2 separate regions of the Homo sapiens genome follow, and region 2 is linked to region 1. Evidence: chromatin loops called from intact Hi-C (ENCODE). Cell type or tissue: gastrocnemius medialis. All regions are shown on one strand. Links, peaks and the distances in the headings refer to the core of each region. The heading gives the core; the rest is flanking DNA. Region 1 overlaps ARHGAP17 (Rho GTPase activating protein 17). Region 2 overlaps TNRC6A (trinucleotide repeat containing adaptor 6A).

Region 1 (5,385 bases), core at 143-5,142:
ATTGTGGCACTGCACTCCAGCCTGGGTGACAGAACGAGACCCTGTCTCAAAAAAAAAAAAAAAAAAAAAAAAAATATATATATATATATATATATATATATATATGATTTATCAAGTATTATTTTTTATGATTGGATCACTTTGTCTACTGTTTTTTTTTTGTCTATAGATGTCTTGACGAATTCAGTCTCTTGCCCCCTGCCTTGCTTTAATAAATTACAAAAACTCAACCAAAGATAACACTTCTCAGAAAAAACCAGCACATTTCTGTGGCCTACGTACATGGCCTATTGAATGGCCTATTGAATGGGCACCTTGGCCGATAGTGGAATAATTGCTGGACTTTCCATATCTCTGGTAAAGGTGAACACTGCAAAACAGTTCACGATAGGAAGCACCAAGGCTTGGACCAGTCACAGTGATGAGGGAGATCAGGTCATTTGGACCACATTATTGGAATAGATGGAGACAGTACCAAGGCCTGAAAATTAAGATGGAGAGTCCACAGGCCAGCAAAGAATCTTTGTGTGAGGGAGCCATTCCAGTTTGTGTATTATACTCCATAGTCATGATTTGTCACTTAAAAGTAATTCTTCCCAATTATAGATCACTTTTAATCTCTAGTTGGGTTTGGATTTTTTTCTACACATTTTTTTTTTGTTTTTTTGAGACAGAGTCTTGCTCTGTTGCCTAGTCTGGAGTGCAGTGGCACGATCTTGGCTCACTGCAACCTCCGCCTCCCAGGTTCAAGCAATTCTCGTGCCTCAACCTCCCAGGTAGCTGGGACTACAGGTGTGTGGCACCACATCTGGCTAATTTTTGTATTTTTAGTAGAGATGAGGTTTTGCCATGTTGACCAGGCTGGTCTTGAACTTCTGACCTCAAGTGATCCACCCACCTTGGCTTCCCAAAGTGCTGGGATTATAGGCGTGAGCCACCACCCCCAACCTCTAAAATTGATTTAAAAAAAAAAAATCTAAGCCTGCAAATCTAAAATTGATTTTATTAATGTAATATATATATAGCCTCCACAAACACAGGAAACAAAGGGGAAATTTCTTTTTAAACAGTACATTAACATTTTCATATAATATATTCAATATAGTTTTCAGCCTCCAGACCTTTTCATGTAAAGTACCTCTAAAGCAGAGGGTCCAGTTAATTTGAAAAAAATGGCTGGAAATACACTGATTTTCTTTACATTTTAGATACTCTGAGGTATGTTTTCTGTTGTGCATTTGTAGAGCTTGACATTGGACCAATTCTTTAAGTTAGGCACACTTCACCCCTGGCCATATCAATCAAGCATGCTACTTAAAAGTGTAAGTAACATGCTATTTTTAAAAAACCTCAAAACTGTGATTCATGTAGTTTAAAAAGTCAAATAATATAGTAAAAGACTTACCACAAAATACGGTGGGTTCACTCCCTACTCTCTGAGATTTCCCAACTCCAGAAGCAACTACTTTGAAATATTAACAGTTTATTGTGACATTTATTCATATTCATAATTATAAGTAATATGTGTAAACTATCGTTTGGGTTATCAAATTAGTTACTGTCTGTTGACTTTCTGTTCTGATAAATGAGGGTTTAGGGCCCTTTCCCTCTGCTTCTGCTCCCCCCATCCTTTCAATACAGTTATAATTTTTCATTGTATTACTATTTGATATTTATATTATGTCCAATCAATTATTTGCAGCTGAGCATACTAGTTACTATGACTATCTTTATGTTTCCAGTGGACTTTTTGTTTTTCCTGAAGTTAATACTTGCCTCGTTTTTATGTTTGCTTTATTTTCTTTGTGGCTGTTGCAGCACTGTGCTCATAACTGTTTAACAACTGCCAAGCTCCTATTTGAATTGTTTGCAGTTGTTTATGTTTTTGATTTCAAGTACCAGTGTGAGGTTACTGAGCAAGGAGTTGGGAGAAGATGCACATGGTTGGTTGGTCTGAGTTGGCTCTAGCATACCTCTGAGCTATTACTAACTTTCCCACATCTGCTTATAGCCCACATTGGGATTGTAGAGCAAGTTCTTCTCTTCTTCTGTTATTTTTTAAAAAATAATTTGCTCTGAAAAAGGACATATTTGTTCTGATTCTCAGGTTGAATCTCTTTTTTTGAACTTGTGAAAATTTTAATAGGCCTTGAGACTTCTCTGTGTATACTCGTACTTACAGAAGGAAGTCATTTTAGAGTTGAGGTGGATTCTGTGAGAGGTATACAGGGCCCTGTCCAGATTTGGGGGTTTTGGCTAGGGAAGAAAGGCAAAAGTTACCCATTCCCTGGTGGCATTTTGCTAAAGGAGGGATGAGGCATTGGCGAGAGGAATGGGGGCGTCTAATGGTGAAACTATGACGATCTCATGCCAGGTGTGTTCTTGCTAGGCTGACTGTCAGGTTTCTTTTTGAGTCTGGTTCTTTGACCTCATGGTCAGCTGGGGCCCTGCTTCCCTTCCCTAACTGGTATGACTACCTGTGTTTGGCTCTTCAGCAATGCCTGGCACCTTGCTTGCCAAGCAAGGTCTAGGGTAGCATATGTTGGCCTGTTGCTGGTGGAACCTTTTCATAGAGTTGAAAATTGGCTGCCTCTGGAAGCTGGGGCCTTGGCTTTGTCTCTAGGCCCTGATCCTCTGGCCCTGGGAAGTATTTGAGTCAGGTCAGCATTCCAGTTTCCTGCAGAAACTGGTGAGTGAGCCACCCTGTAGGCATCTCCAGGTTGACTGGGACAGTGCCATGATGACAAGTGTTAGAATCCCCCATGGCAATGCCCTGTTCTGGCTAACGTGCCATTGCCTTAAGTGTAGACTGGAGGAGCTGTGCGCTTCTTTCCCTTGCCCACAGTTGGCACTACTCTGAGCTTAGCAGCATTTCGAGGTCATTCTAGGGGTCTCATTTACTTTCTGGCCCAAGAGCTTTTCCTGCTCTTGCATTGGTTCCCGGCCAAGATCATACAATCCCTGTTCTGAATTTCCGGTTCATTGACAGCCTTCCCCTGACTCCCTTCACTGTTCAGAGCTGAAACATACTTTTTCTTTCTCTTTTAAAAATTTCCTTCACGCCAGGCGCGGTGGCTCACGCATGTAATCCCAGCACTTTGGGAGGCCAAGGTGGGCGGATTACTTGAGGTCAGGAGTTCGGGACCAGCCTGGCCAACATGGCAAAACCCTGTCTCTTCTAAAAATACAAAAATTAGCTGGGCGAAGTGGCACGTGCCTATAATTCCAGCTACTCGGGAGGCTAAGGCACGAGAATCGCTTGAATCCGGGAGGTGGAGGTTGCAGTGAGCTGAGATCACACCACTGCAGTCCAGTCTGGGCAACAGAATGAGACTCTGTCTCAAATAATAATAATAATAATAATAAAATAAAAATTATTATGGTCTGACAGTTGAGACTCCGCCAGCTCGGAATGCCCCCTTCTGATTGCTGGCCACCGTGTTGGTTTAATGGAAGGGTTGATGAAATTAGTAGTAGTTCAAAGCATAGCAGAGAAAGTTGTGGAAACACTTAGTTTCTTTTCAAAGTAAGGATGGAGAGGAAATTTGAAGGAGGAACTAATTGTTATTGTGTGTGGTGGTCTAGGCTTGCATCTTTGCATAACGTTTCTGGTTGTGAACTGAAGTTTAAGCTTCTGTAGAACAGTGTTTTCTCAAAGCCATGTCTCTAGACCTCCTGCAATGGAATTCTGAGCAAGGAGTGGCTGTTAAAAATGCAGGGTCTATTGAATTAGAATAGAATATCCAGAGGGACCTGGGAAATGGCATTTTATATCAGCACCTGCTGCCCTTGGTGATTCTGTGCCTGCTCAAATTTGAGAACCACTACTCAGGATCATTTGTTCTTGTTTTGGGCTGCTATTCCCCACAAAGTTTTGCTTAGTTATTTTTCTTTGGTTTTGCTTAAATTGCTCTCTGATGTAAAAATTGGTAAACTGCCCCTGCCAACCCTTCTAAATTTATTTCTGCCTGTTTTGCTTTAAACTCCAGGCTAATAATTATTAAATTTTAGGAGTTGCCTTTCATTTTTGGATTTCTAACTCTGAATTTTTAATTTTTCCCACAGAGCTGAGAAAACAGAAGTCCTTAGTGAAGATCTATTACAGGTAACAAAATATAGTCTCCTTTAAATGATCTGTTTAAAGGATGGAAAAAAATTCCTATGTGAGAATTGAGGCCTGTGGGCTTTTTTTTTTTTTTTTTTTAACCAGAAACAGAATAAAATTAATTAGTGTGATTTTGAGCAGGAAAGAAAACAGTTTTGTTGCATGATGATGAAAAGGGGATCTGAAACCCAGCTACCTGGGTTCGAATCTCACGTCTGCGCTGGTTAGCTTTGTGGCCTCAGGGATTTACTGAACTTCCCTGCGCCTCAGTTTCCACTTCTCTAAACTGAGGGAAAGGCCTTATCCACCTCACAGGTTGTTAGGAGGGTTTAATGAGTTAAGCAGGAACAGCACTGGGAACGGAGCCTGGCACGTGGTAAGTGCTAGATATTAGTGATCTATTATTATTACTGCCACTGCAAGCCACAGAGACTGTCTGTTTCTGACGTGAAACATCCCTTGATTTGCCCTGTGTTCTTCTGCCTTTTTTTCAGTCTCTGTTAGAGCAGTTGTGTGGCATTTCCCCAGGGGGCTGTGCATCCCAGCGGGGCAGAACCAGCATTTATTTGCTGTTGATTCTTGAATACCTTGCACAGGAACTCAGTAGACATGGGCCCTCTCAACGAATATTAAATGAGCACCTTCTGTTTCTGTGAAAGATAACGTCCCAGGCACTGGGAGAAATCAGTGAACAAAACAGATCCAGGCTTCTGTCCTTGTGGAGTTTACATTCTAGTGGAAATTGGAATCAAAATTAAATCATGGAATTTGTTCATTTTTTGCTTTTCTCTGGTGGCAAATGAATGTGGATTAGTTTTCTAATGTTTGAAAATCTGGTCATTGCAAGATTTGGGGAAGGTAATGTGGAATCTGCTCCTAAATCTCCCATTGCCTGCCAGCCCTGAGTCCTGGGGCTATGGGCTTGGATCTGAAGAAACGCTGCCCTTTTGAGAAAGAGGCACAGACCATCTCGATGCGTAAAATGGTTTGGGGTCAAATGTATTCTGTTTTGAATTTGTTGATTTATCTTTAAAATAGAAAGCATCCCAAAGGGCCTGCTCTCATTCTTCATGAGTCATCAGAATACACATTTTTGGCATTCCTTCCTGTAAAAAGCGGCTCTCTTTGCCATAAACAGCCATATTCTAGCAATAGTATTTTGGGAAGCTGCTTATGATGCGTGGGTCCCCTAAGTCAGTGTTTCTTATTGCTGACTGTCCATTCTGCTTTAGAGGTTTATTTAAAACACACACACACACACCCCAAACCCAATAAGGAAT
Region 2 (5,385 bases), core at 98-5,097, 200 kb after region 1:
ATTAACCAAACTCTTCTTGAAGAGTACAGGTCCTTCTATAAGAGTTATTAGGAAGATAATTTATTTGGCACCTAGATACCAGGCATTAAGGTAGTTCCTTTAATAACATGTCATGTAATTAAGTCTACACAGCAGCCTTATAGGGTTGGGTACTACTGTTTTACAGATTAGCAAAGAAGGTCAGATGTGTTATGGCCAAGCTCACACAGGTAATAAGGTGCTGGGAAATTAGCAAGTAAATATTAACTCAGGACAATGACTTAAATTTGTATCCTTTCCAATAACAATGTGCCTATGCTAGAAAACTCACATTTGTGTCCTCTTCCTCATTACCAATCACATCCTGTATGTTGCCAAAGCACAGCATGGTGGTTACAAGCATATCTTTGGAGTCAGACAGATCTTGATGTGAGTCCAGGATCTGCTACTTATTCACTGTGAAATACCATAATATATTACAATGTACAGAGTAGTTCTTGGTATATAAAAGAGAGCACAGGTATAGAAAGTGAGTAACTACCTGGCACAGTTAGGAAAGACTGCTCAGGCACATAGAGCAATTAAGTAACCTGCCCAAGGTCACACACACTGGGATATGGGGGCACCGGGATGTAAGGCCCTAGTCTATCTGATTCTAGAGACTTCCTTCTTTATCAGTATGCTATACTGCCTCTAGAAGTGTGTTCTTGTATGGGCACCTTCATTCCCCCTCAACCCTAGCACCTAATTCTCTACCTGGCTTGTGGTAAAGCTTTCAAATAGTTGGATAAATGAATGGATGGACAGACTAACAGACCATCAAAACTTTCCAGAACATGTTGAAACAAACTGGGTTTTGAGAAAACCTGTAATCACATACCAGATTTATTTTCTGCCTCACCATCACTACCAAGCTCAGAGAAGCCACTCTGAGACAAATAACTGAATGCATTTCCTCTGTTTGAATATAATTTCTATGAGTGCCAGTCTTTTTATGGCATGTGGTAACTGAATGAGCCTGGGCAAGTTATTTAACATCTTGGTATGTCAGCTGCCTCTACTGAAAGTGGAGGTAAGAACTCAGTCTCACAACGTTGTTGAAGATTAAATGCAATAATATGTATAACTGCTCAGCACATGGCCTGGGGGGAAGGGTGCTCAATTTTAGCTACAGTCTTATAGTCAACTTTAGCTATAAGCTCCTTATTAAAATGGGCAGAACCTGAAGGGAGAATCAGTAATTAAAATAATCATTTTAAAGTAGGTAACTTACAGGAAATATTCTAAGATTCCCCATTCATAACTCCCTATAAAGAACTCTTACATTAAAGCCCACATACTGATGAATACAAATACATCACCAAAAAGCTACGAATTTATCAACTTGCTATACAGCTAATGATGATAAGGTGTGAGTCTCGTAAGAAATGCCTTCTCTCACCTGACTGGTTTTTGCTGTTCTGCACCTCTCCGTTATTTTGTGGCTGTTGATTTGTTAAAGCACTGCTTTCTGACTGGCTGTTTAACACCTTAACAGCAGATCCAAGGTTTGCTGCTATAACAGGAAAATGCTGACCCCTCTTTAGAAGCTGTTTGTGTTCCTGGTGGCGAAATCGTGGAGGTACTTCACGAGGATACCGAGGCAAGGCCTGTGGCTGCTGCTGTGGCTGCTGCTGCTGCGGCTGCGGCTGTGGCTGCTGCTGTGGCTGCTGCTGCTGCGGCTGCTGCTGTTGCTGCTGCTGCTGTGGCTGCTGATTGTTGGCTGTAGCTCGCTTGGCATTATTATTAGTGCTGGTTGCTGTGGAAGTGCCGTTATTAGAGTTGGCAGGCTGAGGCTGGCTTACACTGGGCTTTATCTGTTCTGGCACTAATCCCAACAAAAGAAAAGGGGTGGAAAAGATTAGCCAGTAAAGTGTACCTCCAAAGTAAGCCATCTAAATTCAAAGGCACTAAGAAAAATAATCCTAAAAAAACAGAAGCTTTCTGTGAGCAGGGATATCCTCATTTACAGGCTCAAATTTTGTTAGGAGATGTCACTGCCAAGAGTCATATTTCACTTCTGCTACCTACCTACCCAATAAGGGCCCAGGGACCTTCGGCCAAGACAACAACTCATGTTCACTATCTCTTTTACCACATTACTCTCTGGTCAAAGACATCATCATCGGATCATTACAAAACCAGGGAACTCGCAATGACTCAAAGAACAAATGTGGCCAACCAATTTTCAGTAGTCCTAAGGGAATCCTCTATTCCTTGGCAACTGTTCTTATTCTGCCTCATTGTTAATGTGTTTGGTCTCTATTTTTCATCTTTGGAAGACAACACAAGAACAACACAAGGTTAGAAAACAACCTGCTGGTTTTCTTACAAAAAGGCTAAGTTAACAATGTCTGTATTTGCTAAAAATGTAATATCTGAATCATATAAGACAAACTCAGAACATGGAACTAAAGACAAAGATAACGTTATCTATGAGATGAATCAAAATGAGATAAATAATCTGGATGCTCTATCTTAAATCTGAAAAATAAATCGGAAACTGCAAATAGGGAAATTTTTGACTCATAAAAGAGTGGAAAGAAAGAAATAAAACGGATGGAAATGCCTTAAGCTAGTGTAAGTAAACCCAGTTGGAGAAGTACAGAGATGCATGGTGTATGAGCTTTTGGTGCCAGGTTTCAACCCCAGCCCTGCCTTTACAAGCTTTCTGTCTTTGGGCAAGTTGTATAAACCTAACTGAGCCTGCTGTTTTCTCGGTAAAATGGAGATAGTACCTACACCTTGCAGAGCTATCCTAAGGTTAAATGTCTTCATGTTTATAAAACACAGAACATAAGGCTATATAAACAGTGGCTATTCGTTAATGACTGACACAATACCACCTTATACTTTGGTAGCAGTTGAATGTTTCTATGAAATGCTGTAATGTATCCTCACAGATACCACTGTCAGATAAGTGAAGTGAAACACCCCCATGTTACTGGTGAGGGCACTCAGAGAAAAATCTCCATTCAAGGGTTAAGAGCTCCCACCCTGGAATTAAAACAGCCCACTATTCACCATCTGAGTTACCTCTGTGTCTTTCTCCTCCATAAAGTAGCAACAGTCTTGGTCAAGTGCCCAGTGTGTTGTAACCACTCAGTAAACAGAAGTGAAGTTATTACTGTGTCCAAAAGAAATCTTTATCAAATGCCTACAATATATATGACAATGTCATTAAAGCCTTGGTCACCTGAGTTTACAATAGCCACCAACTTCCTCTTCCACACTCTCAGCTCTAGCCTCCCTTCACCTAACAAACTGATCTCCCCATTTTCTTTCTTCTCTGAACATCTGGTAAATTTAGTCTATGTCATTTATACTTTTTTAATATAATATATGATCTTAGCCTCTTTTTTTTTTTCCATGTGACTTCCATTTTTCTAAAGTAATACAAATTGTAGTTCAGGAAGAATTACAGTGAATAATTACAAATATTCCATCTACTGTTTATAATCCTTTCCATTCTTGATGCTCACTGATGAGTCTCTTACTGATAATTGGGGCAAAGTGCTTTCTAGGCCTAATTATGGGTGAAAATTTTGTCTCCCAGACAATATAATGCTTCTAATATGTAACAATAACGTATATTCCTTCGTGTACCTCATGCAGTAATAAGCAGACACTGGCTATCAAAAACACTTCATGAAGACCATATGGCACTAGAATATTCTAAAGTACCTCTGAAACCTAAGGAAGATAAAGTACAGGCAGCCCTCCACATCCATGTGTGCCCCACCCACAGATTCAACCAACCATGGATCAAAAATACTAAGCAAACAAACAAACCAAAAATAAAAATATAAATAAAAACCAATGCAATTATTTACACAGCATTTACATTATATTTGGTATTGTAAGTAATCTAGAGATGATTCAAAGCATATAGAAGAATGTGTCTAGGTTATATGCAAATACTACACCATTTTATATAAGGGACTTGAACATCCATGAATTCTGGTATCTGTTGGGGGTCCCGGAACCAATGCATCACAGATACCAAGGGACAACTGTATATGTAACATTATGAGGAACATAAAAATGCTTACTCAGCTTTTACATGCTTAGTACTGGACTTAGTGTGGCATCTGGCAATTGAACATCAACTTAAGGTGGCAGCTACCTGCTGCTGTAATACAGGTTTGTTGCCACTTCATTACTTTAAAAATCTAAACATTAAAAAAAAAATTGTGACAGTTTTAGGTCCAAACAAAGTCTGTGAGAAAGGAGCAGGAAGATGCTTTTTATTTATCAAAGAACCAGAAGAAAACCTATATACAAAAACTGTGAATGATCTATATGAAGGCATGAACTCAAGTAACTGCTGTACTTCTGATCAGTAAAGTACCATGTGGAATACAAAGCTGAGATAGGTATTCATTTCCGGGGCCAGAAAGCTTCATTAAAACCAGTAAAGACATCAAGACAATGTAACTACTGATTATTACATGAAGCTAATCTGAAGTACAATCTTAGATACAAAATAAGACATAGAAGTAATGAGTGCAGAAGGAGTAAACAGTGAACGTAGGTGGGGGTTGCTAGGTAACAAATATCAATACTGACTAATACTGGCATGGTTTATGTGTAGTTAAAAATTTTAAGTTAACTATGTTCATAATCACCCAAACCACTGGAAGGGGGGAAAAAGGAAAATTAGAAAACTTCATCTATTCAACGGACATGGAAAATGGAATTTTAAAAAATTTCAAAATTCTGGTTAATGCAAACTAGGATGCTAAATAGAAGCCCCCAATTATCTGTGTCACAATAAATGTGAATGGGTTAAGTTCACTTGTTAAAAGATAAAGCCTCTTAAACTAAGAAAGGAAAAACAATATACTTCGCAAAAAGCACTCCTAAAACAAAACAATGCAGCAAGGTTAAAAAAAAAAGTAGAGAGGAAGATATACAACCAAGAAAGGCTAAGAAAATTAAAATGAAAACAATATTGATATCAGACAAAATTCAAAGAGAAAAGCATTATAAAGGATAAGACAAATTTCATATTCATAATAAAAAAAACAACTAAAAAGATATGAGCAATTAAGCACTTTCATATGCCAAGCCTCATAATACCAAAACATGCAAAATAAATGGAGACAGAGAAAACCGGAAAAAAGCAAAACCATGTATCTTGAAAACAGGTAACATCTTTTTGACAAATGCCCATGAAACAATCATAGGTTAACATGCATGCATGCATGTACACGCGTGCACAAACACACACACATGCATGCCATACAGCAGCAAAGAAAACATCAATAAACTGCAAAGGCTAGAAATAATACAGTGGATATTTCTGGATTACAATACAATGTCACTAAAATGATAAAACTAGCAAATAAAAATCTGCCTTAAATA

Evidence for each region. Peaks named below come from ENCODE experiments on the same cell type or tissue, not always from the same donor. Only the 100,000 strongest peaks of a DNase experiment are listed, where the experiment ranks them.
Region 2: a loop joins it to region 1, with 2.1 times the contacts of the local background. A loop is called at or near these places in 1 of 110 quality-filtered maps.

The regions. Positions count from the first base shown.
Region 1 is chr16:24,977,686-24,983,070 of GRCh38, reverse strand. ARHGAP17 (Rho GTPase activating protein 17) reads left to right here. Exons shown (of 20, transcript NM_001006634.3): 2 at 4,066-4,105. Among named protein-coding and RNA genes, the nearest start is that of ARHGAP17, 35 kb to the left of the region's middle. In gastrocnemius medialis, for the core only: no CTCF peak of the experiment used is centred there; a DNase peak (open chromatin) is centred at 2,500; H3K4me3 peaks cover 936 bases; H3K27ac peaks cover 5,000 bases.
Region 2 is chr16:24,773,394-24,778,778 of GRCh38, reverse strand. It overlaps TNRC6A (trinucleotide repeat containing adaptor 6A), which reads right to left. Exons shown (of 25, transcript NM_014494.4): 5 at 1,421-1,846. Among named protein-coding and RNA genes, the nearest start is that of TNRC6A, 46 kb to the right of the region's middle. In gastrocnemius medialis, for the core only: no CTCF peak of the experiment used is centred there; DNase peaks (open chromatin) are centred at 1,738, 2,098 and 3,078; H3K27ac peaks cover 4,869 bases.